2 separate regions of the Homo sapiens genome follow, and region 1 is linked to region 2. A link is a contact called in ENCODE Hi-C or POLR2A ChIA-PET data. All regions are on one chromosome and are shown on one strand. Each heading gives the region's core, a stretch centred on a gene start or an enhancer-like site at or near the end of the contact. The rest is flanking DNA. Distances are from core to core; before and after follow the strand shown.

Region 1 (5,412 bases), core at 2,130-4,629, 1.4 Mb after region 2:
TCCCTTTCTTTATTGCAAGTTTAACTGTGCATTTAAAAGCATTTTTAAAACATTTCACTCAGCATTTCTATGTGCTTGTAAAAAATGAGAAGGTTTTCAGGTTATCCTCGTCTGTCTCTTGCCGAAACCTAAAACTTCATCTTAACTTTATTCAAAGGAGTATATATTGAGAGGATAGAGGAGGAGGTGCTTGGAGTGCAACAGCCAAGTCACGTCTTCCTTGCCCTCCCTGGGGTTACATTACATACAAAAAAAATTCTATTCATATTTTTCAATTATCTAAGCGTGTACACATGTAGCAAGGGTAAATATTTGCTATTATCTCAATAGGGGTACAGCATTCCCATTAAGGGAGCAGAAACTGGTCTGCATTTAGGCAAATATAAGTTGAAAGGAGTAGGACGTGAGATGCTGAGGACAAGGGTGTGAGCAGATCCATCAAAGCAAGAGAGATAGTCAAGTGGCTGCTCTGCATGAGAGATCCCAGGAGTGGCTCTGATTCCTAAAAGGGAGGTGGAAATAAAGGGTAAAGAATGGAGGAGGATGAGGATAAAAGGATGTACAGTGGTAGGCCAGGAGCAGCATGGGCAAAGCAGTCTTTAAAATTTTTATTGGTGGTAGAATGGCTAAATGGACTGTTGAAAATCAAACTGAATTTAAATGGTCTGTCTGCAATTGCAGTGCATATTGTGGCTCTCTCTTGTTCATCCCTTCTTAATCTTCAGTCAAGCTCTGCTTTGACCAATGCCTTTGGTTACTCTCCAGAAAAAGGAGGAGGAGGAGCTTCGTAGCACATCTGAGACTATGTCAGAGCAATAGGAAGATAGCCAGAAGCAAATAGAGGAAAGCAATCGACAGAGGTAGGAAATCAGGGTCAGAAGAACACCACCATCCCAGGTACTCACGGAAGCATCAGGGAGTGCTCTGAACTTCCAAATGTCAGCACACAACAGCAGTGTTAAGCCTCTTCACCTAGATCTCAATGGACTTGGAGCTTCCAGCTGACATCTGGGTTACATGTATCATCCATAAACTCTTAGAAGCTACTTATGGAATCATCAGCCAGTCCACTGGTGGACCACTGGCTAACATATTAGGGACCTAGGGATATGTCTTTGTATATATTTCAAAGACTCTATCAAGCACATTCAAAAAGAGAAGGCAGAGTGAGTCTCAGTGTCCTGCCCCTTACCCCCATACACATGCCAGTCCATCACTCTGACCACAACCACCAATGCTTTCCAGGACACAGTGAATATTCCTCCGCTGGATGGGCTCCTGCAAAGAGCTCATGACCCCATGACAGGGATGTCATACAAGGGATTTGAGCTTTAGACAGAGTGGTGAGCACTGGACTGGATCATTTGTAAACTCTACTTTAACTTGAAATCTTTCAAATCCCAATGAATACATCTGTTGACTGAACCAAGCTGATCGGCTTGCCTGATAACAACTGTGTTTGATGAAAGGGGTGGAGAAATGGGGTAAGATAAGGTGGTGAAGTCCCCTTGTGGGCAAGCAGAGAAATTTTGGGTCAACACAAGTTGGGGTCTAACTGTGGCTCTGAAACATGGATGTGTCACAGGTCACTGGGGGAGCTTCGAGAGGATGATTATAAGTGTAGATAAGAAGCTAGTAGCCAGCTGTCTTGTGTTCTTTTGTGTTGCTTGCGTGGTTGATTGATTGGTTGGTTTTTGTGGTATGAAAACTTAACATGAGAGCTATCCTCTTAATGTATTTTAACGTGAACAATACCATATTGTTAACTACAGGGATTATGTTGTACAGCAGGTCTCCACATCTTATTCATCTTACATAATAGAAACTTTATACCCATGGAGCAACAACTTCCTGTTTGCTCCTCCCCACACCCAGCTCCTAGCAAACACCATCCAATTCTGCATTTCTATTAGTTTGACTATTTTGCTTGCCATAGCACCCTACATGTACGTGATCTCATCTGTCCTGGATCCCTTATATGGTTCTGTCTCAAACGTAGTACATGCCCCCGAGAACACTGAAAGCCCAGCCACCAGCCACACAGTCCCCCACTCATGGCATTTCTCAGTCGTTCCTCCCACATATTTCTTCTTCTTCTTTTTGTCTTCATCCATCCCCAGTTCAAGCTCCCTTCTTTTGTCACCAACCCTCCTAGCCATAACAACTGATCTAGTAAAGTTCCCTGGCTGAACTCTAGCACTGTCTCGGACATGATTTTGAGTTCCCTCTGGGGCTCCATACATGGCATCACCATGTCATAGGTGCTGCCTCCCTCTATTTCAACCAACCCCAGCGATCACCCCACTGCACATCTCTGCCTTCCATTTCCCATCTCTGCAGAGGGAAGGTGATCATTCACCCAGCACAAAAATACGAAGGGCCGCCCCTTGCTTCACTCCCCCATCCACCCTAAGTACTCCAGCTCTTTCACAGGAAAATCTATTTCCAAAAATACCTGGATTCTTAATTAATCTCTATTTTCTTATTGCTTTTGATACCGCTATAGTAGTCCCCCATTATCCGAGGGGGTACGTTCCAACAACTGCCTGAAACCAGGGATGGTGCCTAACATGATTGCTGTTAATCAGAACACGATTCTGCTCATGTCTACCCTCCGCAAATTTAATAACACTTCCATCTTAACTAAGCACTTATCCTGTCCTGTGGCCATAACTTTTGCAGCTTTAGTGCAACAACAAAACTAGCACGAATTTCTGTTTCCTTCTTTACAGTTTCACAGATAGAAAATTCGCTCTCCCTGTGGATCTCAGCAACCTTGGCATACAGTTTTTTTCTTTATTAAGTCAAGAACTTTCACCTTTTCACTTAAAGAAAGCACTTGCTGGCTTCTCTGTGGTGTATCCAAATTGCCAGCATCAGTACTCTTGCACTTTTTACTAAGTGCACTTAGAAATTGCACTTAGGCAATTACTAAATAAAATAAGGGTGATTTGAACACAAGCACTGCAATCTGATAAACGAGAGGGCCCCTAAGTCACTAACGTGTAGGTAGCATCTACACATGGATCCACTGGACAAAGGGAGGATTAACATCGTGGGTGGGGCAGAGTGAGATTTCATCTCGCTATTCAGAGCAGCACTCAAATCAAAACTTGTGAATTGTTTATTCCTGGAATTTTCCATTTCATATCTTCAGACCGCTATTAGCCACAAGTAACAAAACTGGGAAAGTGAAACCGCAGATAAGGGAGGACTTTTGTATTTTCTTGTCCACGATTGCTCATCTTGGGGGAGAAATTAGTCCTCCCTCAGGAAAGCAACCAGAACTCCAGCATACAGCTGCCCAGCCACAAGAGCTCTGTGGGCACTGTCTCCCTCGCTCGGGCTCCTCCAATGCCCTGGACTCCTGACAGAAGCTCTGTCCAATGCACTGAATGCAGCGTCTTTTACGTCCTCTAGAGGAGAGGGATGCCACCAAAATCTGGGCTTTTTCTGCCACACTGTGGCCACGTCTGAACACTACATGTGGCCACGTCTGAACACTACATGTGGCCTTCATTCCCTTACATGTGGTATTTGGAGTTTTTTCCAATGAAGATTAGAAGTTACCTTTTTTACCTATTATCCCCATTCAGACCCTCAAGCCTCAGCTAATGCTCACTTTCTCCAGGAGGACTCCCTTGAATTCACCTCCACACCAGGCTGGCTGAAGCGTCCCCGTTCTGACTCTCCCAGCTCCTCCTACCAATTGCTAGCATTTCCTTCCACATGCTGTATTGTAGTAGTCACTTCTGTCTCCCTAATTAGACTGCAAACCCTTTGAAGACAAACCAACTCATCTGTGTTATCTCCATGGCTCACAGAAGAACAGAAAAGTCTTCAATAAGTATATATGAAATTAAAGAAAAAAGGGAAGAAGAGAGGGGAGGAAGGCTGAAAACTCAAGGTAATAACAACCAGCCACACTTATTGAGCGCTTGTGGTATACAGTCCCTGTGCTTCATATAATGAATTCCAGGTTATCAGGGCCAATATCCACCTCTGCTGCCCCAGCTTCATCCAGCAATTAAAGGGTCCATGTCTGTCCTGTCAGGGGTCTCCTGGACTCTAGTCCTTCACATAGTCCATGACCAGCATCTGTTCTGATGTTCAGTGACCACGTCACATGTTTTCAAGTATTTTAACATTCACCCTTGCATGTGATCATCCACAACAACTTGGAAATAAGCTCTAGCATTGAGGTGAATCTGGCTGGGCTTCTGGGTTGGGTGAGGACTTGGAGAACCTTTCTATCTAGCTAAAGGATTGTAAATGCACCAATCAGTGCTCTGTGTCTGGCTAAAGGTTTGTAAATGCACCAATCAGCACTCTGTAAAAACGGACCAATCAGCACTCTGTAAAATGGACCAATCAGCACTCTGTAAAACGGACCAATCAGCACTCTGTAAAATGGACCAATCAGCAGGATGTGGGTGGAGCCAAAAAAGAGAATAAAAGCAGGCCAACCCCCCAGCCAACCCGTTTGGGTCTGCTTGTGCCCTGCAGAAGCTTTGTTCCTTCCCCCTTTGCAATGAATTTTCCTGCTGCTGGCTTTTTAGGTCTGCACTACCTTTATGAGCTGTAACACTCATTCTGCAGTTTCACTCCTGAAGCCAGCGAGACCATGAAGCAACCCCAAGGAAAACAACTCCAGACATGCCACCTTTAAGAGCTGTAACAGTCATTGCCAAGGTCTGCAGCTTCACCCCTGGAGTCATTAAGATCGTGAACCCATCAGAATGAAGAAACTCCGGACACATCTGAAAATCTTAAGGAACAAACTATGGACACACCATCTGTAAGAACTGTAACACTCACCAGGTGGGTCCATGTTTTCATTTTTGAAGTCAGCGAGACCAAGAACCCACCAGAAGAAACCGATTCTAGACGCAGTACTGTTCTAGGATCAAGGTGTGGAAAATGTGTTTTTAGAGGGGTAAGGTTACCTGCTCAACGCGGCACAGAATTCATAATTCTGGACACAGAATTCAAACCCCGGCTTGACCCCCAGAGCTTACATGGTGGCTGCTGGGGACTCTCCCACTAGCATGTAGGAGACCTTTGAGGATATATTCTGGGGGGATTTGGGGATTGTGTATGCTGATAATGGGACGGCTCACTGATTAGGATGCAGAGGAGCAGGGGGAAAGGAGCAGAAAGGGGCCAGTTTATGCAGTCTTCAATCAGCGTTTTTCTCTAGGTCAGGTGCAGTCAACCAGACACGGCCCATGGGCTCAAGGAGCTGACTGTCTAATAGAGACCGACAGTTGCATAAAACAGACATGTCTAGAGAGGAGGGTTTTTAGGGCCTGGCACTGGAGGGCAGCTTCACCAGCATCCCAGAGAGCAGGACTAGAAAGGGACCCCACAGCCAGCTGACTTCATCCCAGAAGTCCCCAATGTCAGGAGCCA
Region 2 (5,449 bases), core at 187-2,686:
TGTGGTCTGATATTGACCGAAACCACATATCTCATTGGGATTCGTGTATGGATTGGATGTGCTGTGTTAGAGAAAGAAAGGAGGCAAGGATAACTGCAAAGATTTTGCTGAACAACTGTAAGAGGGGGGTTGCCGTTCCCTGAAATGAAGACTGTGGGAGAAGCAGGTTTAGGTCATGGTCATTGGGCCATAATTTATACCTCTGGTCTGCATGTTACTTTCTTCTTTTTTTTTTGAGACAGAGTCTCGCTGTGTCGCCCAGGCTGGAGTGCAGTGGCGTGATCTTGGCTCACTGCAAGCTCCGCCTCCCGGGTTCACGCCATTCTCCTGCCTCAGCCTCCCGAGTAGCTGGGACTGCAGTCGCCCGCCACCACGCCTGGCTAATTTTTTTTGCATTTTTAGTAGAGACGGGGTTTCACCATGTCAGCCAGGATGGTCTCAATCTCTTGACCTTGTGATCCGCCCGCCTCGGCCTCTCAAAGTGCTGGGATTACAGGCGTGAGCCACTGCGCCCAGCCCTGCATCTTACTTTCTATCAGGCCAGTGGTGTTTCTTTGTGAACTGGCCTTCCTGTGGCCTTAGTTCAGGGTCCATGTGCTTGCAGTCCACACATGTGAGCAGTGAGCTGTCCTGTTACTTTTGTGCTGTGACATTTCTCCTCTGGCACTGGGGTTTTATTGAAGCTGTTTAAGAGGCTTCCACACCAGGACTATTACTAGAGCCCAAGTTAGTAGGGTTGCTCACAGCTACTGTCTAAGGACAGTAAAAGCAAGTCCCCATCTTGCCTTTATGTCATGCACTTCTTTGTCTTGTGCTTGCAGGTTGCAGTCTGCTGAGCAGACCTCCAGGCCTCTCTGGGCCTCTGTGCTCCTGTCTGTAAATGAAGGGGTAGGATGGGCTGCTCTGTAATGGCTCCCCAATTCTACCCTCTACACATGCCTAGACCAGACTTCTGACTTCTTTTGTAATCTCTGAATTACTTTGATTCAGTTGACCTCTCTAAGGCTCATCTTATGTAAATAATGAGCCTGTAAACCAGGGTCCTGTGACTTTGGAGTCCTTCCTAGACTATAGGCTCCTCTGAGCACCTGTGGGTATATAGTAAATGGATTTAGGACACAGCAACCTGGAATCACTCCCAGCCCTGAGTATGAGCATCTGTCACTGGAGGCCTGTTCCAGGCTGTTCCTGGCTGCAGCATTTTGAGCTGAAGGCAGGCTGACTAGGGCAAGGTTAAATTCCACCATCCCTAACCCCTTTGCCTATTACTTGTTGAATGGTTTCTCAGGTTAGGTTCCTAAGAACAATGGTTCTTAAACTGTGATCTCTGGACTGGCAGCATCTGCATCATCTGGGAACTTTTTAGAAACAGCTTGTCTGACCCACTGAGTCAGAAGTTTGGGGGTGGAGCCCAGGAATCTGGGTTTTAACAAGCTTTTTAGGTGATGTCATGCGTGTCAAGCTTTGGGAAGCAATGCCCTAGGGGCCAAGCCTGAGTCAGATTCCGGTACATGTAATTTGTTGGGGGCATGCTCTCAGGAGGAAGTGGGGTGAGGAAAGTGGAACTGGGCAGGGGAAGGAGCTCAGCAAAGGTGTGAGGGCTAAGGGCTCAGGCTGATCCCCTGGGGAGATGTGGAGCATGAATTGACTCAGAGTTAGTCCCATGTTTAAGGCAAGGGAGTGAGCTTTTTGTGCCCCTCTTAGTCATTGGCTGTGGGCTGCCCATCCTGGAGTGGGGCGGGCAGTGTGCAACCTCCTAGATGAGTTTGGCAAAGGACGATTCTCCAGAAAAGGATGCAGCTGTGAGCCCTTAGCAGCTGACATTGACAGCAGCTGGGAAGTATTTACCTGTCTGAGGCAGCTGGGTGGGACACCTGTGGCCTCCATGTCAGTTCTCATGGCTCCTTCTGCATTCACCCAACCCCTAGGTATTACAGTAAAGATAAACTGCAAAGCCTGTCCCTGGATATCACCTTAGATGCATTGGATGCCCTGGTGAGATGGGCCAAGCAGGGATCTTTTACAGGTTAGGATACAGACTCCAGAAGGTGAGACTGAAACGAAACTGTTTCCAGGCTCAGACAGCCTTTCCCATCATGACATGTGCAGCCCTCTGCAAGAGCATCATATTACCCATTACTGGCTTTGTGGCTGGGTCACGTCCTTTTGTCTTAGTGAGTTCAGAGGTGTCATAGCCCAGGTAGGCACTGGGGATGCCAGTGCATGATATGGTTCCCTGCCTCCAGAAGCCCAGGGTGCACTGGGATGCCCTGTGTAATTGGGTGCTAAATTGTGGCCCTCACAAAGGAGTGGAAGTTCAGGGAGCAGTTAAGGGACGCTATTGAGGGGGCAGGAGGGCCCTGGGCTTGGAGAGGCAGTGTTTAATGCAAAAGACTTCCTGGTAAACCAGTAACATTGGAGAAGGAATGGCTGTACTTTTAATTCACAGATCCAGGGGAAGATTAACCTGCCTTGTTCTGCTGTGGGTCTCTGCAGCCTTGATACAGCCAAGGGCCCAAAGCCTCAGTGTTTCTGCCTTTGCATTGAAACACTCCTCTGACACTGGGGATGCCTGGCAGTTTTTCAGGTTTTGCAGAAGAATGGACAGTAGATGGCAGCAGATCTTCATCAATCCTCCCAACCCCAGCGATTTAGTCTCGTTGCCCTTGTTGCATAATTTAATTCAGGGGACATTCACCAGGCCCTACCAGACCTTTCTTAAGCAGTCCAGGGGGAGAGAGACAAGTGCATCCCAAACTCTCCCAGGTCCTCTAGAGCCTCTGGAGGCCCCCAGATCTGGAGTGAAAGCCACGGGCGCACAGATGCCTCTCTGTGTCCTGAGGGGGAATGAATTGTGCCAGCCGGGACTTGGAGGAGGCTTACAGAGGATGTGGCATTTGCGGTTCATTGACTGTTCCCTGCTTCTGAGCATCCCAGCTCTGAAAACATCTGCACCTCATGGGATGAGTAATGGGGAGAATTTTCATTTTAATTTGTCTTTATGCATTATTTGGACTTCACATCAGACTATTAAGGTTCAAAATCTGACTCTTGAGACACACAATACCTATTTCCTTTCCAGCATGCCGGTCATCCTGTGTGGATAGTGGCCTGCTTGGGCTCTTGCACTGGTTCAGCCTCACCTTCTTAACCTGTTCTGGGGACCTCTCTTCTGTGGTGGATACAGCTGTCCTCCACACCTGCCATTGATGCCCGATGCTCAGCCACTTCTCCCCACTTCTCAGCCTGTTGATCACATTTTACCCTATACATGTGCCCCCAGTCCACAGTGGAATGCCATTTCTCCTTCTGATTGCTGGCCTCCTGAAAGTAGGCACAGGAGATTAAACATGAGAAACAGCTCCAGTGCATGTTACAGGCCACTCTGAGCCCTCCAAAAATGGGGTTGATGACCCCTAAACCTTGTGTGGTTATTATAACCCCAAGGTACCTTCAGTTCCATGGTTTCCAAGTCTCTGATCTGATGCGTCTGCAGAGGAAAGAGATTTCCCTTGACTCAGATTTCCTTTGAGATCCAGAAAGTGCGGCTAAAGAAGTGAGAGAGTGGCCACACATCCCCCTGGAAGGGAAGATGAGTGATCTTGTATTGTCCATCTGTGGACATCAGCATGGCAGCTCTGAGATCTCCCTTGGACCACACCTGGGCCCTTGCCAGCTCCATCCTAGGTTCTGAGTCCTGGGATACAGGCTGGGAAGATGTTCCATGCAGGAGAAGTAGCAGCTGTTAGATGGAAGGAAGTTGTTGGGCTCTGAGATAATATTTGGGAGATGAGTGTGAGAGAGCAGGAGTGGTATTATGGAGAATCTTTCCTGTATTCCTTTTTTTCTCACTCCAAGATGCTTTTGTGCTGCTCTGTTAGCTATGTTCCAGCAGTTCCTGGCTACCAGAATCCCATATAAAGGCCCACATAGAGGTTAGTAGGACCAGAACAAGGCTGAGTGAGGTGAAGCATCTAGGATGCAAAATGTAAGGAGCTACTCACTCTCACAGTTGTTCAGCTGCAGGCTGGACACCTGCATTAACCTGAGAGGGAAGGTCTCTTAAAATTTTGCACCTTAGGCTTCTTGATTATCTCACCCTAATCCTATCCTGGTTAGCAGAGTTTGGCTGCTTTCTTTTGTTCCTTCAGTATCTTGGACAACCCTCAGTATAGAACAATGATTTGATAACTCATATTTATATTCATGAACTTTTTGAGGCCTGGAATGGGGCCTTATTTCTCTGTCTTTACTCAGCCATGTCTCTGTACCTGGCAATAATAAGTGCCAAGCAAATGAGAGAGTGCACTTAGCAAGGAGAATGGAAGGGAAAGTTATGCTAATCTGTCTGTGATAGTATCGTGAAACTTAAAAGTGGTAAGTCTTTCATATAATTGAAACAATTTGAACTTTAGTTTGCCTGTTGGCATTCATTAATTTACTCAGTAATTTTTTTGTTCATACAAAACTAGTTACATGACTGCCTGATCACCCAACCATATATCTAGCCAACTAAACAACTAACCAGCCATCTGACCACCCAACCAACCAACCATCCCAACCGACCAACCAAACCAACCAACCAACCCAACCAACCATCCAACCATCCATTCATCCAACAAACCATTCCACCCATCCAATCATCTCACCCACCCAACCAACCAACCCACCCAACCAACCAACCTAACCAACCCGGCCAACCAACCATCTAGTCAACCAACAAACTATCCAAACATCCATTCCATCCAACCAACTAACCAACCCACCCAATCAAACCAGCCAACTCACTGTCCCAACTGTGATGCCCCATCTTTAAGTCGTCTGGAATGTTGCCTTCTTCAAGAAGCCTTTCCTGATCTCTTCACTGTACCTATACTTGGACATGATCTGTTTCTCAGACCTCTCATGGCACATGTCACGCTGGAGAGAGTTGACAGGCTACTTTGTTCCTCCTGCTGGACTGTCAGCTGCCTGAGTATAGGGGTGACTTGTCTGTGTCCCTACCTTTTTGAGTTTTGCTCAGAATTATTCCAATAAATAAGAATTGAGATGGATTCTTGACTTTGCTTGGAATTTGGAAGGGGAGAATGAAGTATGAGGTCTTTCCTTAACTTAAGAAGTTCATAGAAGAGCAGAATTAGTGACTTAGCACACAGAAAAAGTCAACTAAAAATAGCAGGCAGATCTGTTTCAGGGTCAGATGGATGGTGCTAATTGAGATGCCGTAGGAGCTTAGAGGAGAGGGAGGGGGTTTTCTGGATGAAGCAGGGCTAAGCTGAGCCTTGAAGGCTGAGTGGGTTTGAATAACCCAGTTTTGTGTGGCAGGGGGCAGTCTTATTCTTCAGGCCTTATTACTGTGCCTGGAACATATTCATCACTCTTCTGTGCCTTGCTCTAAGCCTGAGGTTTTGTTTTTGGGGTAGGGGGGAAAGTTTGCTGGTATCCCTGG

What was found. Hi-C counts contacts between places; a loop is a spot of excess contacts on that map. ChIA-PET counts read pairs that join two places held with the same protein, here RNA polymerase II (POLR2A). Pooled maps may share reads with other maps.
Region 1: a map of IMR-90 shows a loop between it and region 2 (5-fold over the local background). The contact joins two enhancer-like sites. A Hi-C loop is called at or near these places in 1 of 168 maps with a recorded cell type or tissue (IMR-90) and 1 of 50 pooled maps. POLR2A ChIA-PET finds 5 or more read pairs at or near these places in 1 of 52 experiments (PC-3).

Annotation. Positions count from the first base shown.
Region 1 is chr7:32,201,137-32,206,548 of GRCh38, forward strand. It overlaps a transcript of PDE1C not described here. Among named protein-coding and RNA genes, the nearest start is that of PDE1C, 130 kb to the left of the region's middle. RefSeq lists an enhancer at 4,005-5,204. Within about 2 kb of position 3,380, at least 2 of the 41 ENCODE cell types and tissues checked have a DNase peak (open chromatin) inside an H3K27ac peak, as active enhancers do.
Region 2 is chr7:30,798,280-30,803,728 of GRCh38, forward strand. The region is part of intron 5 of MINDY4 (MINDY lysine 48 deubiquitinase 4); the gene reads left to right. All of the region lies in intron 7 of INMT-MINDY4 (INMT-MINDY4 readthrough (NMD candidate)), which reads left to right. Among named protein-coding and RNA genes, the nearest start is that of MINDY4, 30 kb to the left of the region's middle. RefSeq lists enhancers at 1,521-1,640, 2,507-2,636. Within about 2 kb of position 1,437, at least 6 of the 41 ENCODE cell types and tissues checked have a DNase peak (open chromatin) inside an H3K27ac peak, as active enhancers do.